2 separate regions of the Homo sapiens genome follow, and region 1 is linked to region 2. Evidence: chromatin loops called from intact Hi-C (ENCODE). Cell type or tissue: CD4-positive, alpha-beta T cell. All regions are shown on one strand. Each heading gives the region's core, and the rest is flanking DNA. Links, peaks and the distances in the headings are about the cores only. Region 1 holds the start of GOLGA8A (golgin A8 family member A). Region 2 holds the start of EMC4 (ER membrane protein complex subunit 4).

Region 1 (11,994 bases), core at 2,131-10,130, 210 kb after region 2:
CTGCAAAGCTAGGCAGCATGTTACTGTGCTGAATGTGTGTATCTAAACATAGAAAAGGCACAACGTTAAAATATGCTATAAAAGATAAAACATGGTGCCCCTGTCTAGGGCACTTTCCATGAATGGACCTTCCATGAATGGAAGTTGCTCGGGTGAGTCAGTCCGTACACTAGTGCAGACTTTATAGACATTGTATACCTAGGCTACATTTTAAAAAAATATATTTTTATTTTTTAAATATTTTATATATTTTTTTAAAATAAAGTAACTGCACTACAACTTTACCACAATGTCACTAGGCAATAGGAATTTTTGAGCCCCATGATATTCTTATGGGACCTCTGTCATATATGCTATCATTCACCAAAACAATGTCATGTGATGCATGACAGTACATATGTATCTCAACTGAAAATCCTAAATGTCAATAGTGTTCTCCGACTCACTATTTACTAATAAGAGTTTCCTCAGAACTGTCTTTGCCTGAGAGTTTCACGACCAAACGTCTCTCTGCACAGTTGATTCTAGGGACAAGAAGTGCTAAGAATCCATGTTGGCTTCAAGTGCAAAATGGAAAACACCTTAGTGTCCCACCAACCACGTCAGCCACCTTCCTGGAGGGCTAGCTCCCAGACCCTTTTCCCATCGCTGTATAGGGCCCACGTCATCTGTGGCATTTCCACGACTCTCCGATGCCAGCCATCAGTCTCTCGGCTTGTGTTGAAAATTAGCACCTTTACGTGCCCACCAGTGGTCATGAGTCCTAGTCATGCCCACCCTGTTAAAAACAAATCTGATACAAAATGGGCCCCAGCAGGAGACAGGGACAGAACACGGACCTCACACTCTCTCCAGCTCAGACTCAAAGGCCAGCACTGCCCCATCACAGCCGAGTGCTCTTAGGCAACCCACAGCTCAGCTACCTGTCCCCAGCCTCCTCGTTGCAAAGTTAAGACAAGACCTGCCTTCTAGATTTGTCGGGAAATTATTTAAAATGATAAACAAAGAGGGATGGAACTCAACACACAGAATTGCCCGATGATGTGTGTTTCATTCCAGTGGTTTCGCCATCAAAACCATCTTTAAATGTTGGAGTGTTTCCGTTTCCAGACAACTAGAGATGAAAATATTTTCACAGTCACTCAACGCAGGTACCTCAACCACGTATTTTTTCTCTTAATTTTGATCCTTGAAACACAAAACAACAGATGCACCACCTTACATTAAAACAGCCCTTTAGAGTTTAGAGTTTATGACAGGCCGCCTCTGCATTCTCTCACTAGGCCGTAGCTGTAACTCACAAACCTGACCCTTAAAACTCCCAGGACAATAAGAGAAGCCACACCATGGAGCTCTTGCTGTCATAAAATATCTCGCATCAGTTCAATATTGCATCTCGTCTGTGCCTCAAAACAACCACAGGCAAGAGGCCTCACGCGGGTATTGCAGATGCTGAGAAAGACTCTCAAGCCAGAAGACTGGTCCTGGGCCCCAGGGATTAGTGGCAGGGCCAGGCTGGAACTGAGCTCCTGTTACTCCAAATCCCATCCTCTTTTCTGACCTCCCAGTCCCTTTCTCATAAAACCAAAGCATCTTCTCCAACCAGGCCAGGACACACGCAGGAGAGAGTCAGGCAGGAGGAGGCTTCTGGAAGGGAAAGCAGAGTGGCTGAGAGCCCTGGGACAGAGTCTGACATTAGGTACAGGACAAGTTTGGAAAGATCCAGATGGAGCGGGAAGGGAATCTGGGCGTGGGGGTGCCTCCTTCCAAAGTGCATCCACATCCGAGGTGACTGCAGGGAGACGCAGCGCTGACTTTGGCAGCAGGGACCACCCGGGTGCAGAGAACCCAAACAACTGAAAATCCAAAAAGGAATCTCAGTGCACAGTAAGAAAGCTCATTCTTTGGGCTGGTTACCTTCCCAAACACGTTCTCCTCTGGCCTATGTGAAACCGACGTTGCACTGTACAACTCTGAAGCTCTTTCTTGACTGCCCACTGAATGAGGGTCTGTGCTACATTCCAGGAGGATCCAAATGTGAACACAGCTAGGTTCCAGCTCTGGGACTCGGGAAAAGGAGGCACAGGCAGCAGGACATGTGCTGCAAGGAGACTACTGCTCCCGTGTTTCATTCACTCACTCATCCAACAACAGCACTAAGGCTCTGCTGTGTGCCAGGCACTTTTCTAGCTACTGGGGATCCAGAGGTGAACAAAGTCTTTTACAATTGAGTGGTAAGAGACTGACAATAAACAAACAAGTATATAAATAACACACTGAATGTTGAGTACTAAGGAGAAACACAAAGCAAGGTTAACAAGAGAAGGGGAAGTAACGCTAATTTATGTAGGGCTGTCAGGGAGCCGGCAATAAGTGAGGGGCCGGCCAGGTGGGCATCTGGGGGTGGCTGATGCCAAGGGGGTGGGAACAGCAGGTGCAAAGGCCTGGAGGCAAGAGTGGCCTGGCAAATCCGAGGACCAAGGGATAAGATGAAAGAGCCTACATTCAGTTAGGATCTCCGGGATGGACATGGGCCAAGATGACAGGTGGGGATGGGGTGGGGACAACCCAGGGCAGATCTGGGCAATGAGCCTGTCTGCCTGGAGCCAGGAGAGCCTGGAGGGGCCATTCTTGGGAGCGAGCGGGGGAACTTGAGAAAAATCAGGCCGAGACACATGGATGTGGAGGGAGCACTGGAAAGCCACTGAAGGCCTGGGCAATGGTGACACACCTGGCCTGGGCCAACTTGCAGACTCAGGGGTACCCCACAGCCCAACCTGGGAAACCTCACAGCCGGCACAGAAATCATAAAGCACACAGCAATGGCACCCCACCAGTACGCAGGGTTCCACATAGAGAGCCTGGCTGCATGATCTTGAGGTCACCTAACTCCCGGGCCTCCCTTGTGTGTCTGGACAGGGAGAGAGGGGAGGATTGGCTTCAGGAGAGGCGAGAAACGACAGTGCCCATGACAGCTGACTCAGCCTGTGCCAGCAGGCTGCTCTGAGACATGAGCTGGACCCAACCCAGGCGGTGGGCAGCAGGGGGGTGGGGAGGAACTCTGGGAAAGGAAGGAGCCAGAGAAGTCTCCCTGTGGGCGCTCGGGCCAACCACCACCCAAGGGAACAATGAGCACCCCCAGCCCCCGATGGGCACACAGGCTGCCTCCTGGTGAGCAAGCGTCTCAAACCTGACCTACATCTGGGAGGCCTGCCTGGTCACCAGGGACTACCTTACACCCTACCTGTGCCTCCACGTCCCCAGTGCTCACGGCCACCTGGCAAGGGTGAGGAACTGAGACTGCGTTGAGGACACACAGCCTGTGAGTGGTACAGCCAGGGCCGCTGCCCAGGCCCAGAGCTCTCTCCGTTTCTCTAAGGACCAGGCTGCAAGGCAGGGCATGTGATCTCTGCCGAAGACATTCAAGCCACCCAGTGATGTGTGCTGGGCCTCGATCCCCACCGACCGCCAGTCCTCTCCTCCCCTGGACAGTAAAGGTTTCTCCAAGACTTCAGACGACGGTGTCACCTGAGGCCCTCACCTATTAAGTCACCGGGGCAGGTATGCATGGCAGAGGACACGGAGGAGTGCCGGAGAGGAGCTGAGGCCTGGAGGGGGCCTCTGCAGCCAGGCTCAACCCCCACTCTCCCCACTCCAACAGCCCTCACTGCAGCCACCGCGGCCCAATCCAAACAAAGCCCAGCCTGATGCCAATCTCACCATCAACTGTTTTTCCTCTGACTTCCTCAGTTTTGTCTAGGAAAAATCAAAGTGTCTTATCCCATCTCTAAGCTTCCAGGGGTGTGATCAGTGTCTTTTACAATTACCTTTTACTTTTATCCAGCATTTCTTAGCTCGGTTGGCAAACTGGATATTTATGCACCTCCATTTCACAATCCATCTCCACCGATTATTCCTGTAAAACATTTTTTTTTTTAAAGTTTAGAGTTACTTAAGAAGGTTATGTAAACAAGTTAACCAGCAAGCCACAACTTGGGTCTGCGGTGTCAGAGAAAACATGCAAGGTGCAAGAGAATGAGGAGCTGATGGTCACCAGCTTTACCTCCTTCCAGCACCCACTCCTGCTCACACACACTCACACCCCGTGGGACTCAGCCTGCAGCTTCTCCCAGCCCAAGAGCCAGACAGTGGGGAGGAGCACAGACCACACTTCCTAACAAATGAGAGGGAAGACTTCGTGCCCCATTGCTACTGCCATCACCCAGTCCCAGCCCAGAGAGGGAGCCCACTCCAAGGGCCCCCCTGCCAGTACTGCTAGAGCCCACCGAGGGCTGCCAGCACACAGCTACGAGCTCCAGCTTTATCTACTCACGCCCTGGACACTGCCCGGAGCCCCAGCAGGTTCCACGTGTCCTTGTCACCCCAGCCCTCCTGCCCCGCGGATCCTAAGCTCAGGAGACCCTCTCCAGCCCAGGCTGTGGGGGAAGGCAGCCCCCACGGTCACCCAGGAATCAGCGCAGAGTGCAGGGCATCCTGGACTCCCCGGACTGGGAAACCCAGTTCCTGTCCCCCTGCGTAGTGGCCACACCTCTGGGAGGGGAGAAACCCCTGCCTCACCTCACTGGAGGGACCCTGACCCAGAGGCCTGAGAAAAAGCCACCGGCAGGCTCCTGGCACCTGCCAACCTGCACCTTAGGAAAACTTGTCCCACTTCAACCTGCAAAGCTCTCAGGTCATTACTTCTAAAACCACTGTCCTTTCTGAAACAGGAAGGAAAATAGAAAAACAAACAAAAACAAAGAGGCACAGAAGGCTGAAGACGCCAGAGGCAGTTTAGCCCAAAAACAAAGTGCCAGACACAAGATGCCAAGTTTGGGGCGCTTCCTCCACCGCATGCCTGTTTAGGAGCTGACTGCACTCAACCACAGATTTACGTCTGGTGCCTGCCAGGTCGTTATCTGAAGAGATCTGAAAAAGTAAGCCTTTCTTCTGCCAGTAAATACTAAGTTAAGACTAGCAGGCCCCTCTAAGGCTCTGCTCTCCACTGGGGTGCTGCAGGACAGGCCCCTCCGCGGGCGTTCCCCGCACCCTCCCTCCGCGTCGGCCCGGAGAAAAGGAAGTTCGCCCCTAGCCTGGGCTTACCAAGGCCCGCCGCCCGACCCATGGAGCCCTGCTTGGGGACCGGGGGCCTCGATGTTCTCCTTCACCATCTGCGGCCAGATCTCCCTCCAGCAGCCTTGCCAGGCAGTGCCTGGCGTGGAGAAGGGGCCCTGCAGAGGCGCAGGTCCGCACCGTGCCCCCAACCCGGCGCCTGCAGCCCAGGGGCAACAAGGTGTGGGGTTTTTGAGTTTTTCCCTCTGGGCCTTATTATACAGGGAAAGGGAAGGGGCGAAGATCCGGGCTCGAGTTCTCCCAGGGAAGTGAACCCAGAGGCGATCCCAAACTCAGTAGTTGCCGCCCGGCACGGGGACTTGATGCCGGCGCCAAGCCGGGCAGCGGAACGCACCAGCGGCCCGACCAGCCCGGCGAGACGCGAGCGGGCGGCCCCGCCAGACAGCGCCACTTGCCGGCGCCGAGAGTGGCCCCTCGCCGCGGTGAGCCCCTCCCGGGATGCGAAAGCCATCGCCTAGTCCCCGCCGCACCCGCCCGCCCATCGTGGGAGGAGGATGGGCCGGTCCGAGAGGCGTAAGGCCGCCGGGCTGCACCCCTAGATCCCAGCGGCGGCCTCCCCGCAGCCCCGCCGAGTCCGGGGGGCAGCGCTCGGGAGCTCTTGGCCCGCAGCTTACGCGCCGCCCCCCACGCGTCCGGGTCCCCGCGGCGCCGCGGGCGGCCCAAGGCTGCCGCCGCCAGCGAGTCAGGCAGCCGAGGTTCCCCAGCTTACCTGGCCAGGGCGCGGGGCTGCCCCGGTCCGCCGCCGTCCTCGCCGCGCCGCCGTCCTCGCCGCGCCGCCGTCCTCGCCGCGCCGCCGTCCTCGCCGCGCCGCCGTCCTCGCCGCGCCGCCGTCCTCGCCGCGCCGCCGTCCTCGCCGCGCCGCCGTCCTCGCCGCGCCGCCGTCCTCGCCGCGCCGCCGTCCTCGCCGCGCCGCCGTCCTCGCCGCGCCGCCGTCCTCGCCGCGCCGCCGTCCTCGCCGCGCCGCCGTCCTCGCCGCGCCGCCGTCCTCGCCGCGCCGCCGTCCTCGCCGCGCCGCCGTCCTCGCCGCGCCGCTGCCGGGTCTCTCCCGGGGGCTGAGCTCCCGCAGAGCTCGCGCCTAGCCGCACACCTCGACTGCTGATTAGCCCGACAGCTGAATAGCGGCGGGAGCCTACCGCGAGCGGAGTACGGAAAGCCCGCAGGGCCGCGCCACATGGCGCACGCGCACTGAGCTGCATACCTAGGTGACAAACGTGCACGTTTTGCACGTGTATCCCAGAACTTAAAGCATGACAAAATTTTTTTTTAAAAAACCCTGATGCCATTATTAGGAACAATTTGAATAGATCAGTCACAACCTATATGCTGGCTTCTGGTGTCTCAATTTGTCCTGGGAAAACTGTTGTAAAGCAATAGTATGTCAGTCCTTATATACTTATCCATCTCCAATCTGGAAAGACAAGGCTTATATGTTTCCTTTTTAGTCCCCTAATTTCTCTTTATGACACAAATCCAGTTGGCAGTATTAAAGATGGGGCTGATTCTCCTTTACTTATCTGGAATATGCTACCATTCCAGATAAGTAATAGTAAAATGGCCATTTCCTCTTGCTAATCAAATGTCGTTTTTGAACACAAAAGCCACTGGGTTTGGAGTATGAAACATAAACATAAAACATATCATACACTATCTGTGACGTTTTCATAAACTCACATGATCCTTTTATATTTTTCTCTTATATAAAACGAAATACTTTCCATTAAAAATTGAGATATTTAAATGAGAAAATGCTTGCCAATGTTATTAAAATATAAAATTTTATTATTTATTCAAAGAAAATGGTCACTTTTGGTTTGTGCTAAAAAATAACAGTAACAGTAGAAGCCTGCTTTAAAATATTTTAAGTGTGCGATATCATATTACTTCTCATTTACTCTTTGCGTTTCTAGAGAGCCAAGTTTATTTTTTTCTCAATTCAGTTTAAAATCAGAGGGAACAAAATTTGAAACGTGACATAATATCAAGGTTAACATGCTAGCTATGTAATAACTGTAAAATTTGGCCACAAATGCATTTGCTTTGAGAAAAATGATCATGTGAAATTCCTAAATATTTGGGCCATATGGAAGATGATATCAGAAGAATAATATATTCTCTGTATGTCAAAGGAGGAGGATAATAAAAACCGTAGTTATTAGGTTAGTACAAAAACAATTACAGTATTCGCCATTGCCAAAAATTGCAATTGCTTTTGCACCAAGGTAGTAATAAAAGTATGGTTGAGTTTCTGTAGAATTCCGGCAAAGGATGAGCATCCTTAATCTGAAATCCAAAACTCTCCCAAATTCGAAATTTTTTGGGTGCCCATATGATGCCTCAAGTACAAAATTCTACACCTGACCTCATGCAATGTATCATAGCCAAAGCACAGGTACACAACACATAGTTTATTCAGTGCTTTCAAGAGAAAATTAAAATTAACATGAGGCTACATGTAAATAAATTTTGTGTTTAGACTTGGGTCCCATCCCAAGATCTCTCATTATGTATATGCAAATACTCCAAAATTCAAAAAAATTCACAATTTTGGATTTTTCAGGTCCCAAGCATTTTGATTAAGAGATACTCAACCTGTCCCTGTTTGGAAGCAGTTCCCTCTAGATAGATTAAACTGGCCTAACAAAAGGTAGTATCTGTTGCTGGAGTTGAGAAAGAATAAATATTTACATACAAAAGTGAGGGCAAAAGAAGACTACAAAAACATTCTTATTGAAATTAAATAAAATTATGCCCTTTTCTCTGTGTAGCTCTTTGGCCAGTTTGAACAATGAATACCAAGAGCCAATGACTGAATTCTAATTATATATTTGGTGATTATGCTCAGACAGACTTGAAGAGAGAAATTTCATAAGCATCATTTTGGCATTTGATTTTCTAATAACAGAGCATCTCAAAATATTTTTATTCTTCATAATTCCCAGAATTTTTTTTTTTTGGTAAATCTTGCATATGACTCCAACGTGCAAGTTATTTGTAACACTACCAATAACTTTTCTATTCTTTTGGAGGAGAAAATATTCCATATATATATATGTATATATGTACACACACACTACATATATAGTTTATATATTCCGATTCTGCCCTATTAATCTATAAATGTATGCACGAAGAAAATATGTAATTACTGGGACTGTAAACTATATTTATATCAGATAAAATAGATAAATAATTCTATTAGTTTTATTTTTCAAATATATCTGTGTATTAGGCCGTTTCCTTACAGCTGATAAAGACATACCTGAGACTGGACAATTTACAAAAGAAAGAGGTTTAGTTGGACTCACAGTTCCACGTGGCTGGGAAGGCCTCACAATCATGGCGAAAGGCAAGGAGGAGCAAGTCACATTTTACGTGGATGGCAGCAGACAAAGAGCTTATGCAGAGAAACCTCCAGTTGTAAAAACCATCAGATCTCGTTGATGAGATGAGAGCATGTGGGAATGTGGGAGTTACAATTCAAGGTGAGATTTGGGTGGAGACACAGCTAAATCATATCAATCCATTTCCTGAAATTTGCTCTGTGATAAAAAGTTAAGAGTCAGATTATCTGAGTCAAAAAAAGATATAAACTGGCATTTTAGCTTAACTAGTTATAAAAGTATAGGTTAATTTAAGAAAAGCTGAGGGTTTTAAAAGAATATTTAGTTTTATGCATAGAAAAAAGGTATAAAAGTAAAAACCTGCTGCTCATTTGGGTATTAAAGGTATAAGTGTTAAGTATAAATGTTATATTTTCTAATTGGCTAGTAATTTATGTACTTTTATTTACATCTTTTTGTGTATTAATTTTTCCCAAAACATACTGAAAGTTTTTGTTTTAATACTTTTCTATTGATCTTCACAATTTTCAACTTCTTCAATCCAAATTTATCGATTAGTAATGATGTTGCTTTTTTCTTTTTAAAGTTTTTACCTATTATGTTTTCTGCCATATTAATCAGTATTTTAAAAAATTACTAATGGCTGTAATAGGAGACACACACAATTTGTTAATGAGAATGCATCAAGTTTCTCACCATTAAGCATAATGTTTATCTGTCTTCATACAGCCATATATGTTTTATATATGTGTGCACGTGTTCCCTTGTGTACGTGGGTTGCATATGTGTGTGTAGTTATTATGTTAAGACATACCATATCCTTTATTAAACTCATTGAAATTAAGAAATGTTAATATATTCAGATGCATTTTGGTATCTTTGGAGATAATACTGTGATATTTATTTAGTAATATGATATGATGAAAAATACTAACAAAGCTATTCTCACATTGTTGCCACGAATCTCTCGTGGTCATCGACTATCTTTTTTTTTTTGAGACGGAGTCTCGCTCTGTCACCCAGGCTGGAGTGCAGTGGTGCAATCTCGGCTCACTGCAAGCTCCGCTTCCTGGGTTCATGCCATTCTCCTGCCTCAGCCTCCCGAGTAGCTGGGACTACAGGCGCCCGCCACCACGCCCAGCTAATTCTTTGTATTTTTAGTAGAGACGGGGTTTCACCGTGTTAGCCAGGATGGTCTTGATCTCCTGACCTCGTGATCCACTGCCTCAGCCTCCCAAAGTGCTGGGATTACAGGCGTGAGCCACCGCACCTGGCTGGACTATCATTTTTAATAGAACGCTCAATTCAGTTTGCTAATATTTTATTTGGTGCTTTTGGGCATACATTTTCAGGTTTTTAATTGGAATTGCAATGTCATGCTGACTTCATAAACATAATTCCAAGATTGCCTTTCTCTTCAAATGTTCTGAAACATTTTAATTATCAAGGGAATTATCTGTTCCTGAAGTTTGGATAGATATTACTCAAAATACTGGTGAACCCTGGTATCTATTACTGGAATAGGGGAAGTGATGAGAATAAAAAGCTGAGGCCTTTTGTATCTTGGTGATATTCTCTTTTTATTTATTTTGTCTTTATTCAGTAATCTGCTTTGATATCCTGAATCAGTATTTCCTTAGGTGGAGAGAGTTTTCTTATATTGAATATTAGATTCTTTCTCCAATTTTACTTTTAGAACTATAGTTACCATTCTGTACTTAGATCTCCACAACTTATTCATCCTGCCTAACTGAAATTTTGTACACTTTGACAAATATCTCTTCATTTTTTCTTAGCTCCTCATTTATTCTCTTTTTCTATTTTCTAGAAACACTGATTTTTACTTGGGGTATATATTTTTATCCCCCCATATATATCCTTTTCTTATCTCTTATTGTCTCTTTGTCCCTTTCCCTTGGATCCTAAGGAAGACTCCTATGTTTTCATTGACATCATTTAGTGTTCTATAGCTTTAATTCTTTTCTTCATTCGTTCTAATGCAGCCTCTAGTGTTCCTTTAATATTTTAAGTTTCCTTACAATGCTACCTTCACTCGGTTCTCTTTTTCTTGCCCTGTAATTGGCCAGAAAAAATATTTGCTGTATTTTATATTTTATATCATGTTTTTTCATTTTAAAATACTTTACAGTTACATATTTTAAAATATCTTACTCAAATATTTTAATATATTTTAACACAATGTTTTATCTGAAATATACATTTATATTTCTTGTAATTATTTTATTCACAAACCTTTTATCTGATGTTTTGTTTTATCACATTGTTAAACATTTCTGAAATTATCATGTACTGTGTGTGTATATATATATATATATATATATATATATATATATATGTATGTACTTATCATTAAATAAGGCAGGATCTACACATTGTTTTGATATCCCATAAACAGAGTATACAAGTGTATCTTGGTTCCCTCTCTATCCATCTGTCTCAGCTCATTTTATGCTGCTATAACAGAATACCACAGACTGGGTAATTAATTTACAAAACAGAAATGTATCGGCTCATATTTCTGACAAATTCAGAAGACTAAGAGCATGGCACCAGCATGTAGAGAGGGCTTTCTTACTTCTTCATCTTATTTCTTCATGTTATGGAAGGCAAAATATGAAAAGATGAAAAGTGACAATGTACAAACCGTGTATGTATGTGTGTATGTACCTAAAGGTCCCACTTCTCACCACTGTAGCATTGGTGACTGATTAAGTTCCTAATACATGAACTTTGGGGGACACATTCAAACTATAACCCCATCTGATTATTCGTAGAGTTCTCAACAGATCTCAGGCAGAAGGCTTTTTGATAGGTCCAGCCCTTTATCAATTGTAGATAATTAGAAGTGATACACATCTTTACCAGGCTTCACGCCTTCCTTCTGCCAAGCTTACATTCCTAAACATAAAGCACATCCACATTCACTTGAATTTTTCACCTATATTGAACTTCTTGGAATTCGAGGCCTCAAATCAATGCAGAATAAAAGGAGATAACGGTAAATTTGAAGAATTAAATGATCATGACCATTTTTAAGTCAGGTCTTTCGCAATGACCGTGGTCAATAATGGCCAAGACAAATGGAGATGAATTATACATAGAATGAATACATTAAAATGTCATCTACTTTTCTTTCTCCAGAAGGATTCACTGTTCTATGTGCGCCTCTCATCTGCCTTTTTATTAATTAACCTTTCTACTGAAGTCTGGACGATCTCCAACCAGTATTCCTAGTTTGTGGTATTGTAGAAATATATTTTTGTGTTTTAACGAGTCAACAAAGCATTTGTAAGAAATCATCATAAAAATCTATTAAGCATTCATTTTGCATCAAACATTTATTGCGTAAAATAAGCAGATACAATGAAAATTCTTCTTGATGGTGGAAAGGTATCACTGTAAAAAATCATTATCATCTTGGGTTGCAATACAGCAGTAAACACAGAGATTTTGATATATGTAGGACCTATATTGCTGAGCTTAGCTATGCTCTCTGTAT
Region 2 (8,355 bases), core at 1-8,000:
AAAGTGCTGGGATTACAGGCGTGAGCCACAGCACCCAGCCCAAAGCAACTTTAATTTAGGTTATAGTTTACACATTTTTATAGCAAGTAGGGGAGTATTTAAGTAGAAAGAATATATGATTCCAATGACTAACTTAATGTTTTCAAAAGTGTTCATTTAAAACTTATTAAAGCAGGGCCAGGTGTGGGCTCATGCCTGTAATCCCAGCACTTTGGGAGGCCAAGGCGGGAGGACTGCTTAAGCTCAGGAGTTTGAGACAAGCCTGGGCAACACAGTGAGACCCTGTCTCAAAAAAATAGTAAGTAAAAAAAAATTATTAAAATGTGGCTAGGAGCAGTGGCTCACGTCTGTAATCCCAGCACTTTGGGAGGCTGAGGCAGGCAGATCACGAGGTCAGGAGTTCGAGATCAGCCTGGCCAATGTGGTGACACCCTGTCTCCACTGAAAATACAAAAATTAGCCAGGCGTAGTGGCACACATCTGTAGTCTCAGCTACTTGGGAGGCTGAGGCAGAAGAATTGCTTGAACCTGGGAGGCGGAGGTTGCAGTGAGCCGAGATTGCGCCATTGCACTCCAGCCTGGCAACAGAGCAAGACTCCATCTCAAAAAAAAAAAAAAAAAAAAAAGTATTAAAATGTAATAAGAAGGCCAGGTGTAGTGGCTTATGCCTGTAATCATCACTTTGCGTGGGCGAGGTGGGTGGATCACCTGAGGTCAGGAGTTTGAGACTAGCCTGGCCAACACAGTGAAACCCCATTTCTACTAAAAATACAAAAATGAACAGGGCGTGGTGGCGGGCACCTGTAATCCCAGCTACTCAGGAGGCTGAGACAGGAAAATTGCTTGAACCTGGGAGGCAGAGGATGCAGTGAGCCAAGATCGTGCCACTGCACTTCAGCCTCGGTGACAGAGTGAGACTCTGTCTCAAAAAAAAAAAAGAAAAGTGTAATAAGATTATCTTGAAAATTAGACAAAATTGCGTGAAAATTATTGCCCCAATAGAATGTATATCCATTTTTATGTTTTATTTTGCACAAGTGTAGTTATAGTACATTCACATCTTGGTGTTTGTTTACTTTCAATTTAATTTACTCACATTCGCTAAACATTTATTCAGTACTTTCTATGTTCTAGGCAACAGGCTCAAAGATAATATATAGCTTCTGACCTGGGGGGATTTAGGGTTGCCTATAGAGGGGTAGAAATAAGTGCTCAGGGGACTTTAACAAACAAAATGCAATGTGGTAAGTGCTATTATGCAGCATATAATGCAACAAAGAAGAATGCCCAATAGGGTCAGAAGCTTGAGATAAATATAAGGTTCATGAGACAGAACGTGGTAAAGACAAAAAGTAGAAAGGAGCAGAAACACAATCTATAGTTAGGTCTTCCTACAATCAGATAGATACACATTTTAGGATGGATTGGAGAGGCAAAAGACTTCCATTTCTGCCTTGTTTAAGTAGTCTGCTATGAACACATATTTTTAAAATCAGAAAATAAAGTGGAGGTGGCAATCTTCAGCCTCTCTTACATCATCATCATCTTCAAGAGTCCCAACTTTTTTGTTGGCCAAGGAAGCCTTTTTCAACCTTACCTCCCACAGCATCTCCTTCCCCCTAACTCCAGCCATATCGAATAACTTGGAGTCAAAGAAATACAAATTAAAAAATAATACAGTACCATTTCAAACTATTAAAAAAATTATAGACTGTGAAATGTAAATGGTGCCATTTTTCCTAGTGGACATTTTAATTTTTTTTGTTGTTGTTTGCAGAGGCAAGGTCTCACTATGTTGCCTAGGCTGGTCTTGAACTTCTGAGCTAAAGCAATCCTCCTGCCTCAGCCTCCCAAAGTTCTGGGATGACAGGTGTGAGCCACCACGCCTGGCTCCTGTGGGCATTTAAAATGAAAATTCTTTAAAAATGTGCATACTCTTTGATCCAGCAACTCCAATTTCACTTCTAGGACTATAACTTTAGGAAATAAGAAAAGACATACAGATATGTTCACAGCAACACTGGTTATAAAAGGAAGGAAAACAGGAAACAATTTAAATGTCCAATAATAGGCTATATTATGAAAAAGGTATACCATACAAAACCCAATCACTTTAAAGAATGACATACATTATTTAATGACACGTCATTAAAAACACATCAATGGTGTTATTTGGTAATGATGTGATACATCATTAAAAACACCACATAACCTAGCACTTTGGGAGGCCGAGGCAGGCAGATCACCTGAGGTCGGGAGTTCGAAACCAGCCTGACCAACACGGTGAAATCCCATCTCTACTAAAAATACAAAATTAGCTGGACGTGGTGGCGTGCGCCTGTAATCCCTGGTACTCGGGAGGCTGAGGCAGGAGAATTGCTTGAACCCGGGAGACGGAGGTTGCAGTGAGCCGAGATAGTGCCATTGCACTCCAGCCTGGGCAACAAAAGCAAAACTCCGTCTCGAACAAAAACACAAACAAACCAAACACCAGATATGTGGTGGGCACTAATCTCACAAGCCTTGAAAGTAGGTAGATTATCCAACTTTTACATGAAGAGGCTGAAACAAATTCAACTTGCCCAAGGTCATACAATTATTAAGTGGTGAAACCAGGATTCAAAAGGAGGCCATCTGCTGGGTGCAGTGGCCCATGCCTTTGTAATCTCAACATTTTGGGAGGCCAAGGCAGGAGAATCACTTGAACCCAAGAGTTTGAGAGCAGCCTGAGCAACATAGCGAAACCCTGTCAAAACAAAACAAAACAAAACAAAACAAGACTGGGGCGTGGTGGCGCGCCCTGTGGTCCTAGCTCCTCGGAACGCTCAGGTTGGAAGGAACGCTCAGGTGGGAAGATCGCTTGAGCCGGGGAAGTCGAGGCTGCAGTGAGCCGTGATAGCGCCACTGCACTACAGCCTCGGCAACGGAGTGAAACCCTGTCTCAAAAAACAAACCCAAAACAAACAACAACAAACGCAGGCTAACTGAATACCGAGCCCATGTCCCCTTCCATGCCCACAATGCTGCCTTGCCTTTGTGCAGAATGTGGTTAGAACTGTTTACCTCGCAAGGTTACTGTGCAAGTGAAATGAAATAAACACATGACACAGTGGACATTCAATACTCAGAAACTACTAAGTAACTCGCTCAAGGTCAAGCTAGGATTTAAACCCAGGATTTGAATCTTTTGTTCCAGGGAGCGCGTAGGAGGTTAAGAAGCTTTTCTTGGCTTCCTTTTTTTTTTTTTTGAGACAGAGTTTCGCTCTTGCTGCCCAGGCTGGCGTGCAATCGCTCGGTCTCAGTTCACTGCAACCTCCGGCTCCCGGATCCAAGCGATTCTCCTGCCTCAGCCTCCTAAGTAGCTGGGATTACAGGCGCCCGCCACTAAGCCCGGCTAATATTTTGTATTTTTAGTAGAGACGGGGTTTCACCATGTTAGCCAGGCTGGTCTCGAACTCCTGACTTCAGGTGATCCGCCCACCAATTCTTAACGCTGAGTCAGTATGGGCTTTCCTTCAGCCCCATAAAGTGCACCTCAGAGGTCAGGGAACACATAACAAGGACATTCAAAAGGGGAGCGCGCGGAAGTGGCTTTAGGAAGCACTAAGTCTTGCCTGGTTTTTTTTCCTCCCTGCTTTTCTAAATCCAAACCCGGACTCCTCAACCCACAGCACCACCAATTTCCAGGGCGGAAATGACGTCGTATTCACGCGCCGGAAGTGCATTTGCAGAGTGAGACAAAGCGGAGAACGCTGGTGGGCCTGTTGTGGAGTACGCTTTGGACTGAGAAGCATCGAGGCTATAGGACGCAGCTGTTGCCATGACGGCCCAGGGGGGCCTGGTGGCTAACCGAGGCCGGCGCTTCAAGTGGGCCATTGAGCTAAGCGGGCCTGGAGGAGGCAGCAGGTGAGGCACCTGGGCAAGCTGTACATCACTGTTCATCCCAGAACTGCACCAGAGTAATGAGACCTGAGCCCTCAGGCATAACTCTGAAAAAGATGGGTGGCACACAGACATCACCTGGGGAGGTAGCGGCTTTTCTGCCGTGGAAGTTTCTCTGCTCAAACAATGCTTACATCAGTCCTCCTGATAAGTCAAAGGACTGAGGAACATACGAGGGGGCTTGGTCTAATCTGAGTAGGTGCATCTGAAGATCTTTATTCCTATGATTGGTAGATCAGGAAATGTGGGATAAGAAGTATCGGAGGTTGCAGCTTTAGTTTCTTGGTTTGGTTTTTTAGGGGTCGAAGTGACCGGGGCAGTGGCCAGGGAGACTCGCTCTACCCAGTCGGTTACTTGGACAAGCAAGTGCCTGATACCAGCGTGCAAGAGACAGACCGGATCCTGGTGGAGAAGGTACAGAGGTATAGATGTTACCGTAGCCCATGGGCCAGTCCTGAGTTACACACTCATCCTCTTCTCCTAGGTGGAGTTAACGTAGATAGCTCTTATCCTGAAGATTTGGAAACTAAACTGCTTGAGGCTGGTATTTCGGTATTTTATATATCAGCTACAAAAGTGCTTAATAATTTGAAAAATAGAAGATGTTTGGAACATAAGGTATAAGAAAGTAGGTTGAAAACTATCTTTTGGTGGCAACATCTTCCAGTTGAAGTGATCCTTTTTCTACTCTGGTTCCCTTACACCACATATCCAACTGTCAGGATACTCTGTTGGCTTTACCTACTACTTTTTCCTGTGTTCACCTCTCATCCTAATCCAAGCCACCATCCTTCATCTAGATTTCTGCAGTAGCCCGGCTAATTTTTGTATTTTTAGTACAGACAGGGTATCACCATGTTTGCCAGGCTGGTCTTGAACTCCTGACCTCAGGTGATCCATCCGCCTTGGCCTTCCAAAGTGCTGGGATTGCAGGCATGAGCCACCGCGCTCGGCCCGGGGCTATTTATATTTCTAATTTCTCCTGTCATTTTGTTACATTTTTTCTAGAAACTTATCCATTTCCTAAAATTTCAAATGTATTGATATAAAGTTGTTCATAATATGATCACTTCCATATATGCAAGATCTGTGATGTTCATTTTTTCATTCCTGATATTGAATATTTTGTCTCCTCTCCTTTCTTCATCAGGCTCACCAGTATTGATTTTTTAAAAATTATTTTCATTTATTTTTACAGGTCACTGTACCCATCACCAGTATTGATTTTATTAATCTTTTCAAAAATACTTGGGTTTTTTTCTAGTTTCTTGAAATGGATGCTTAGTTTATTTTTAGACTGCCATTACTTTTTTTCTTTTCTTTTGAGACAGTCTTGCTGTTGTCGCCGAGGCTGGAATGCAATAGCACGACCTTGGCTCACTGCAACCTCTGCCTCCCAGGGTCAAGCAATTCTCCTGCCTCAGCCTCCCGAGTAGCTGGGATTATAGGCACCCACCACCACGTCCAGCTAATTTTTTTGTATTTTTAGTAGAGACGGGGTTTCACCACGTTGGCCAGGCTGGTCTGAAACTCCTGACCTCAGGTGATCCACCAAGCTCGGCCTCCCAAAGTGCTGGGATTACAGGTGTGAGGCACCGCGCCCGGCCACATTGCCATTACTTTTAATGGCAACAACCGCAGTTACTTTTGCAGCAACCTGGTAGTATGTATTTAAGGTTATAAATTTCTCAGAACTCTAGCTGTGTCCCACGAGTTTTAAAATGTGGTACTTTTGCTATCATATAAATCTATTTTCCATTATAATTTCTTCATGTATCATTGTTAATTCCCAAACATAAGAGATTTTCTAGTTACTATAAAATTATTTCTAGTTTAATATCATTGTAGTCAAAGAATATGTTTTGTACAATTTGCATTCTTTGAGATTGACATTTTCTTCATGGCTCAGCGAGTGGTCAGTTTTTGTGAATATCTTGTTTGAAAAGAATGTGAATTCTGCAATTGTTGAGTGCAGTGTTACATGTCAGTTGGGTTAAGTTTGTTAATGTCATTCAAATCTTCTATGTCTTGATTTGCCTGCTAATTCTATTATTTCTGGAACTAAATTAGTTCGATGGTTCTATTAGTTATTGACTGAGGTGTGCTAATCTCCCATTATGTGGATTTATCTATTTCTTCAGTTGTAGATAGGACATTGATAGATACATAAGTACCAGGACAAAAGCAGGGAGATCTTTTTTCCAAAATCAGGAGAAAAAAATGACATCTGGAAAACCTATAGGGAAAGGCATAACAGATGGTAAGGATACTTTATCTTGAGTAGGAGAGCCTTCCTGTGGCAACGTGGAGAAGGGAAGAGGTCGTAGAATTGAGGAGTCAGCTCAGTTAGAAGCAGGGAGTTGGGAATTCCGTTCATGTGATTTAGCATCAGTGATATGGCAAATGTGGGACTAAGGGTAGTGATCAGAGGGTTAAAATTGTGTGTTTTGTTTTAGCGCTGCTGGGACATCGCCTTGGGTCCCCTCAAACAGATTCCCATGAATCTCTTCATCATGTACATGGCAGGCAATACTATCTCCATCTTCCCTACTATGATGGTGTGTATGATGGCCTGGCGACCCATTCAGGCACTTATGGCCATTTCAGCCAGTAAGTATTCTTGAAACAATAACCCTTCCATAAGTTTGAAGAATTAAAGGCAGGCCGGGCATGGTGGCTCACGCCTGTAATCCCAGCACTTTGGGAGGCGCCAAGCTGGGTGGATCATCTGAGGGCAGGAGTTCGAGACCAGCCTGGCCAACATGGTGAAACCTTGTCTCTACTAAAAATGCAAAAATTAGCTGGGCGTGGTGGCACACGCCTGTAATCCCAGCTGCTTGGGAGGCTGAGACAGGAGAATCACTTGAACCTGGGAGGCAGAGGTTGCAGTGAGCCGAGATCGTGCCACTGCACTCCAGCCTGGGTGACAGAACGAGACTCCATCTCAAAAAAAAGGAAGAATTAAAGGTAAATTCTTAGGGACAGTTTTTGGCTAACAGGTATATAGGGGAGTGGGGTAATGGTGGTGGCATGGAGGGGAGTGTAGTGCTTACCATGGTTTTCTGTTTGCCTTTAATGGTCCTATTTGCTGTCTTACTATGGGTCTGTCTATATGAATTTAATATACAGTTGGCTTGATTCGTATTGGGGGAAAGAGTTCTTTTGGTTTGACAACTTCTGTTACCGCAACAGCTTTCAAGATGTTAGAAAGTTCAAGCCAGAAGTTTCTTCAGGGTTTGGTCTATCTCATTGGGAACCTGATGGGTTTGGCATTGGCTGTTTACAAGTGCCAGTCCATGGGACTGTTACCTACACATGCATCGGATTGGTTAGCCTTCATTGAGCCCCCTGAGGTAAGGCAAAAGAAAAGCTGAATTTTGGGTAGTTGTAGTATACAGTGAATAGCTGACCTACTTGATGGTAGGAAATTGGAGTTGGTATTTGAGTTTCTTTTTTTTTTTTTTTTTTTTTTTGAGACGGAGTATTGCTCTGTCGCCCAGGCTGGAGTGCAGTGGCATGATCTCGGCAACCTCCGCCTCCTGGGTTCAAGCAATTATTCTGCCTCAGCCTTCCAAGTAGCTGGGATTACAGGCACCTGCCACCATGCCCAGCTAATTTTTTTGTATCTTTTAGTAGAGATGGGGTTTCACCATGTTGGCCAGGCTGGTTTTGAACTCCTGACCTCAAGTGACCTGCCCACCTCTGCCTCCCAAAGTGCTAGGATTACAGGCGTGAGCCACTGCGCCTGGCCTAGGGTTTCTTAAAAAATAAGAGCCATTAGGAGTTTTTAAGTTATTATTTTTAATTAATTAATTAATTTATTTATTTTGAGACAGAGTCTCACTCTGTCGCCCAGGCTGGAGTACAGTGGTGTGATCTTGGCTCACTGCAACCTCCGCCCCCCAGGTTCAAGCGATTCTTGTGCCTGAGCCTCCCTAGTAGCTGGAATTACAGGCAACTGCCACTGCACCTGGCTAATTTTTGTATTTTTAGTAGAGACAGGGTTTCACCATGTTGGCCAGGCTGGTCTTCAGCTCCTGACCTCAGGTGATCCACCCACCTCGGCCTCCCAAAGTGCTGGGATTACAGGTGTGAGCCACCATGCCTGGCCAAGTTATTATTTTTGAAACAGGGTCTTGCTCTGTCACCCAGGCTGGAGTGCAGTCATGTGATCATGGCTCACTGCAGCCTCAACCTCCGGGCTCAGGCACTCAGCCTCTCAAGTAGCTGGGACTACAGGTGTGCACCCCAATGGCTCGCTAATTTTTGTATTTCTTGTAGAGACAGGGTTTTGCCATGTTGCCCAGGCTGGTCTTGAACTCCTGGGCTCAAGCGATCTGCCTGCCTTGGCCTCCCAAAGTGTTTAGCTAAGATTAGCTACTGCGCCTGGCCTGGAAGTTCTTTTTTAAGGAT

The links. Hi-C counts contacts between places; a loop is a spot of excess contacts. Peaks named below come from ENCODE experiments on the same cell type or tissue, not always from the same donor. Only the 100,000 strongest peaks of a DNase experiment are listed, where the experiment ranks them.
Region 1: it touches region 2 in a loop (2.5-fold over the local background); 5 of 110 quality-filtered maps call a loop at or near these places.

The regions. Positions count from the first base shown.
Region 1 is chr15:34,431,556-34,443,549 of GRCh38, forward strand. GOLGA8A (golgin A8 family member A) reads right to left here and starts at 6,253. Exons shown (of 25, transcript NM_181077.5): 1 at 5,843-6,253; 2 at 3,828-3,916. RefSeq lists silencers at 5,647-5,856, 6,099-6,168. In CD4-positive, alpha-beta T cell, for the core only: no CTCF peak of the experiment used is centred there; DNase peaks (open chromatin) are centred at 4,886, 5,546, 5,776 and 6,276; H3K4me3 peaks cover 1,459 bases.
Region 2 is chr15:34,221,295-34,229,649 of GRCh38, forward strand. EMC4 (ER membrane protein complex subunit 4) reads left to right here and starts at 3,722. Exons shown (of 5, transcript NM_016454.4): 1 at 3,722-3,906; 2 at 4,242-4,356; 3 at 6,399-6,552; 4 at 7,135-7,295. The coding sequence starts at 3,821. RefSeq lists an enhancer at 4,036-4,085. In CD4-positive, alpha-beta T cell, for the core only: no CTCF peak of the experiment used is centred there; a DNase peak (open chromatin) is centred at 3,707; H3K4me3 peaks cover 2,202 bases; H3K27ac peaks cover 1,779 bases.